2 separate regions of the Homo sapiens genome follow, and region 1 is linked to region 2. A link is an interaction called in ENCODE POLR2A ChIA-PET data of the cell type or tissue named here. Cell type or tissue: OCI-LY7. All regions are shown on one strand. Links, peaks and the distances in the headings refer to the core of each region. The heading gives the core; the rest is flanking DNA. Region 1 has its middle 15 kb from the start of ELFN2. Region 2 overlaps CARD10 (caspase recruitment domain family member 10).

Region 1 (2,904 bases), core at 216-2,715, 56 kb before region 2:
CTTCCTTAAGGAGGGCACTCCTGCAGTGTGTACCCCTCTTTCTCCTGCATTTTCATTTTTCTTTTTCCTTTTCTTGAGAAAGGGTCTCTGATGCCCAGGCTGGAGTGCAGTGGCATCATCATGTTTCATTATAGCCTTGAACTCCTGGTCCTGGGCTCAAGCGATCCTCCCGCCTCAGCCTCCCAAGTAGCTGGGACTACAGGTGCACACCACCACACCTGGCTAATTTTTTTTTTTTTTTTTTGGTATTTTTTGTAGAGACAGGGTTTTGCCATGTTGCCCAGGCTGGTCTCGAACTCCTGGGCTTAAGCGATCCGCCTCAGCCTCCCAGGTAGCTGGGACTACAGGCATGAGCCCTGTACCCAGCCCTCCTGCATTTTCATTTTTCCTTCTCCAGGTTCATTACCATCATAACCACATGCATGTACTGCCATTTCTCCATCTTAAAAAACTTGTCTCGTGCATGCCTGTAGCCCCAGCTACTCGGGAGGCTGAAGCAGGAGAATCGCTTGAACCTGGGAGATGGAGGTTGCAGTGAGCTGTGAGCCGAGATCGAGCCACTGCACTCCAGCCTGCTGACAGAGCAAGACTCCATCAAAAAAAAAAAAAAAAAGAAAGTCTCAACAGCACATCCCCAGTTCTCTCCTTTCCTTAATAGAAAGAAGATATATCCAAAGAGCTCCCTTTTTTTCACCCCAATTCCTATGCATTAGGAACTAGACTCTCCAGGCTTTGCCCTTCCATGTCACTGATATGACTTCGTCAAGGTCTCCAGGGACTCCAGCGGCCAGACATTCACCCTGCCTCTGACGCGCCCGTCAGCTACAATAGACTCAGCCGGTCACCCCCTCCTCCTTGAAGCGCTCTCCTTCTGGCTTCCAGGACACTAGGCTCTCCTCTCACTTGAATGCAAGCTCTGGAAGAAATAGGATGTTTGTCATCTTGCCCACTGCTGTATCCTCACCGCCTAAAACAGTGCTTAGCAACAGTGGGGGCTCAACTCTCTTCACTGAATTCATGAAGAGACTGCTGGTTGTACCTCAATATCCACTCTCCCCTTCTTCTACAGTAATATTAATAGTTTTAGCTGAGTCCATGGCTGCCTAGATAAAGACTACATTTCCCAGCTTACCATGCACTTGGGCATGGCCACATGACTGGATTCCGGTCAATGAAATGAGGGCAGAAATGAGTTGTGCAATTTCCTGTTCATGCCCTCCAAAGAAAAGGTATGTTCCTCCCTTTGTTTTTCTGCCCTTTCCATGGGCTGAAATGCAGATATGATGGCAGGAGCTGCAGCAGCCATCGTAAACCAGATGGTGAAGCCACCTGCAGGTTGAGGAAGATGGGTAACAAAATAAAAGGGACACCCACTCAGCATTGCTCACATTATGTTCAGATTGTCACTGACAGAGAAGTAAATGTCTGTCTTATTTAAATCATGGTGATTTTGGCTTTTGTTACAGCAGACAGACCTGTACTCTGAGGAATGCACTGTTATTTATTAAACCAATTGTAGTTTGATTTTCCGTAACTTGCAACCTGATCCATCCATCCAGGAGGGAAATGGGTACCACTATTTCTTTGGGTCCTGTTCATCACGTAACAGTGATGCTATAAGGGAGGACATTTATGGGGTAAGTTAATGAATACTTTGTGAGATAGAAAGGGACTCTGGGAACCGGGCCGGCAGAGTGCCCACCATGTGGGCTGCCAGGAAGGGCACCGCTATGTGGATGGAGGCACCTGCTCCAGAATGTCAACACTCGGCACTTATTCACAGCGAGCAGCTGGTGGGCAACAATGTGCCTCCCAATCTTCATGCAGCACAGAGAGAAACTGAGAACATTACAATTAAACCCAGGCCACTGAGTGGACATCGTTTTAGCCAGCTGTCAGAAGAGACAGGCAGAACAAAACTGCTTTTCCAACCTGAGCAACTCTCACTGTGGAATAAATGTGCATGCCAAGTTTTTTTAAATGAGGGGCAAGATTTTTTCAATCTTTTTAATCTTGCTTTTGAAAAATTTTTTAAATTTGTTTTGTTTTGTTTTGAGACAGAGTCTCACTCTGTCGCCCAGGCTAGAGTGCAGTGGCGCAATCTCGGCTGGCTGCAACCTCTGCCTCCTAGGTTCAAGCAATTCTCGTGCCTCAGCCTCCTGAGTAACTGGGATTACAGGCATGTGCCACCACACCTGGCTAATTTTTGTTTTTTGTTTTGTGTGTGTGTGTGTGTGTGTGTGTGTGTGTGTGTGTGTTGGTTTTTGTTTTTTGTTTTTGTTTTTGTTTTTTTTAGTGGAGACAGGATTTCGCCACATTGGCCAGGCTGGTTTTGAACTCCTGACCTCAAGTGATCCGCCCACCTTGGCCTCCCAAAGTGCTGGGATTACAGGCATGAGCCACTGCACCCGACCTAAATTTTTTTTAAATTTTTTAAATCTTGCTCTGCCAGGCACCATGGCTCACGCCTGTATTCCTAGCACTTTGGGAAACCAAGGCGGGAGGATCACTTGAACCCAGGAGTTCAAGGCTTTGGTGAGCTATTACCACATCACTGTACTCCAGCCTGGGCGACAGAGTGAATGAAACCTGTCTCAAAAAAAAAAAAAAGTATCTGTATGACACAATAATGCCATTGAAAACCATTCCTTTGATTTTAAGAAACATGACTCAGTGACACAGTCAGCACCTTGAATATTCTGATTCTGTCACCTTGGAGCTAAAATACACTTTTCACATTTGATAAACTGTGGGGCAAAGTTCTTGATCCCCGACAGCCTGACTCTGTCCCAATACTAGATGTTTTTGTCCACTGCTCGGGGGAAGAAATCAATGACACGGCAATGAGCGTATTAAAAACCACATCCAAGCACTGCTGTCAAACAAGAAGGAATCCTCTCGAGT
Region 2 (2,904 bases), core at 320-2,819:
GGGCCTCACCTCTCTTGGTTCCATCCTGGCGGACCCAGGCCCAGACAGCACCCTGCGCACCACAGCCCCAGACCATCTGTCCCCATAAAACGACAGTCCATCTGGTCCCTTGTCCTGCGGCTCTGGGCCCCCTGGGGGGCTCCGGCCAGACACCCGAATAGCCAGAGACCTGAGAAGGGAGAAAGGAGATGAGAATTGGAGTCCAATCAGTACTTGGATTCAGTTCAGCATTCTTGGAAAACCACAGTGATTTCATTTCCCAAGTATGCCATGACTCCCACCCCCAGGCCTCTCCATCTTCTGTGCCCTCTTCCTTGCCTTCTCCACCTGGGAAATGCTGATCATCCTTCAAATCTCAAGTCACAAGCAGCCTCTCCCCTGGACCTGGGCACACGGTGCAGTGGAGCCTGCGTGCCACAGAGCACTCCAACTTTGCCTTGCCACGGCCCTTTCGTTTCCTCCATCAGAACGAACACCTTCAGGACCAAACTTCTATACTGTTCCGCTCTGTAGCCCTGGCACCAAACCCAGTGTCTGGCACATAGCAGATGACTAATAAAAGCTTGTTATATAGCCAAGCACGGTGGCTCACGCCTGTAATCCCAGCACTTTGGGAGGCCGAGGCAGGCGGATCATGAGGTCAGGAGTTCGAGACCAGCCTGGCCAACATAGTGAAACCCCATCTCTACTAAAAATACAAAAAAATTAGCCGGGCGTGGTGGTGGGCGCCTGTAATTCCAGCTACTTGGGAGGAGAATTGCTTGAACCCAGGAGGCAGAGGTTGCAGTGAGCCGAGATCGAGCCACTGCACTCCAGCCTGGGCAACAAGACTGAAACTCTGTCTCAAAAAAAAAAAAAAAAGCTTGTTATGCTCACAGTCTGAGGAGGGAGGTCACCATTAGCACGTGGCACAGATCCAAAGGTGGTTACAACCAGCCGTGGAAGCAGAGAGAGGCTTCCCACGGAAGAAGTACCTAGGCTACACGCTGGTGAAGAATAGATGCACTTTGGTGACAGATGGAGGAAACAGAGTTCCAGGCTGAAGGAATATATCAGAGCAAAGGTGTGGAGGACAGAACACAGGATGCGTGGAAGAATTTAATAATAACAATAGCAGCGAACACTTCCTGGGTGCTTTCCATGTGCCAGACACCATGCTGAGCTCCTTGCCCTAATTCTTATTTTACATCCTGGGAAGCAGCTCCCAGGAAAGGCAAGCTGGAGCCACCCTTTGGAGGGCGTGGAACAGAGGCGTCTGGTTTTCCTCCCATGGGCAGGAGGACCACTGACAATTAAGACGTCACCAAAATCCCCATCATGGTAGGGTTCTGCCTGTCCCTGGATGAGAAAAGGTGAGGCCTTGTGGCCAGGCTCAGAGACAAATGGACCCCAAGTCCCCTGCCAGACACCTTGGCCTGGAGGAGGTGGGGAGACCAAGGTCAGCAGGTGTGCTGGCTGGAGAGGCAGCGGGGCGAAGCATCTCCATCCACCCCAGCAGCTGCAGCCCAGACACAGCTGCACTGCCCCCTGCTGCCAGCCTGGGGAGGGCGCGGCTGCAAGGACCTCCCACCCAATCGGCACTGCTGGGGAACAGCCCCGCCCTCTCAGGTAAGACACAGAGCCAGGCCGAGGGGCTGGACAGATGCAGGCATGGGAGGCATCATTCAGTGCCGCATGTCCTGGCTGCATCGAGGTGGCATGGAAAGGGGGCAGGCCTGAGACCTGGCCTGGCTATGCTGGCCCTGGCTTTGTGGCTGGAGCACACGGTCCGCTCCAAACCCCAGGGCAAACTGCACCCTAGCCTGGGCAAATGAGCCGGCTGCTGAGCGTCAGTTACCACATGCATAACACGAAGCTGACAATGACACCCCTTGCCCTCTGTGGGTGCTGGGGGGTGGGGGGGGGGGGCACATGAATAAAAGATAATGCAGGGAGAGGTGGAAACCAGAGGACTCTGGGGCCTCCAAACTGCAGGCCTGGCCCTTAGTGGCTGGTAACATTCACTGGGTTGCGACTGGGACAGCTGGATAATGCTATGGAATAGAAAGTACAATGCTATCCCCCACCCCGCTCCCGCCACCCCAGGTAAATCCAATTATTATCTCATGACCTTTTTGTTCCAGGCATGTGTACCGGGTTTCTCTCACTGTGGGTTGTGGTCAGATGGTCCGAGAAGCACAGCACGCAGGGTGCCAGCAGGAACTCTGGGGTCAAACGGCCCAGCTGCTCAGCCGCTTGAGCCTCAGCTCCACCCACCTCCCTGGCTACTCGCTGAGTTTAGACATGGGCAGCTCTCAGAACAGGGCCCAGGAGACACTAAGTGCTCTGTCAAAACTAGACATTTACTGGCATCAGGTGTGATTCACAACAAATCACCTCTCGCTTGCCTCAGTTTCCCCACCTGTTTCAAACCCACAGACAACTGACCATCATGGCCTCTCCAGACCAGAGCCCAGTAAGCAGCTGGCATCCAGGCTCTTCCACCAACCCTACCCACCCCACCCACCTCTACTCGCTCCCTCCTCCACACCTCTCCCCTCTGCAATGCAAGCATCAAGGCTGACCTCAGCTTTCAACTCAGGTTTTTCAGGCTCTTCTTGACAACTCCTGCAGCTCCCTGAAGACCCAGCTCAGGCGCCCCCTCCTCCAGGACGCCCTTGCCAACCTCCTCAAAGGACCAGTGACTTCTCTGAGCCTCCACAGACCAGGAATACCTGCTCCCAGCACTCCTCGGAGTCTGCAGAGCCCACAGGGGCTTGCCCAGAGCAGGGTCCAGATAGGGTTCCTCCCAGCCCCCCGCCTCAGCAGACAAGCAGGAGGGGTAGAGAAAGGACACAGCAGGGAGAGGGGCTGCCTGCTCCCCGCTCCTGGGACTGGCTGACCAGCTGGCTGCCTGTGTGGTAC

The links. Peaks named below come from ENCODE experiments on the same cell type or tissue, not always from the same donor. Only the 100,000 strongest peaks of a DNase experiment are listed, where the experiment ranks them.
Region 1: POLR2A ChIA-PET joins it to region 2 with 7 read pairs; 4 of 35 experiments call an interaction of 5 or more read pairs at or near these places.

Annotation. Positions count from the first base shown.
Region 1 is chr22:37,441,519-37,444,422 of GRCh38, forward strand. No RefSeq gene overlaps it. Among named protein-coding and RNA genes, the nearest start is that of ELFN2, 15 kb to the left of the region's middle. In OCI-LY7, for the core only: no CTCF peak of the experiment used is centred there; a DNase peak (open chromatin) is centred at 1,173.
Region 2 is chr22:37,497,010-37,499,913 of GRCh38, forward strand. It overlaps CARD10 (caspase recruitment domain family member 10), which reads right to left. Exons shown (of 20, transcript NM_014550.4): 12 at 10-169. Among named protein-coding and RNA genes, the nearest start is that of MFNG, 12 kb to the left of the region's middle. In OCI-LY7, for the core only: CTCF peaks have their summits at 1,527 (motif pointing left) and 1,731; a DNase peak (open chromatin) is centred at 1,532.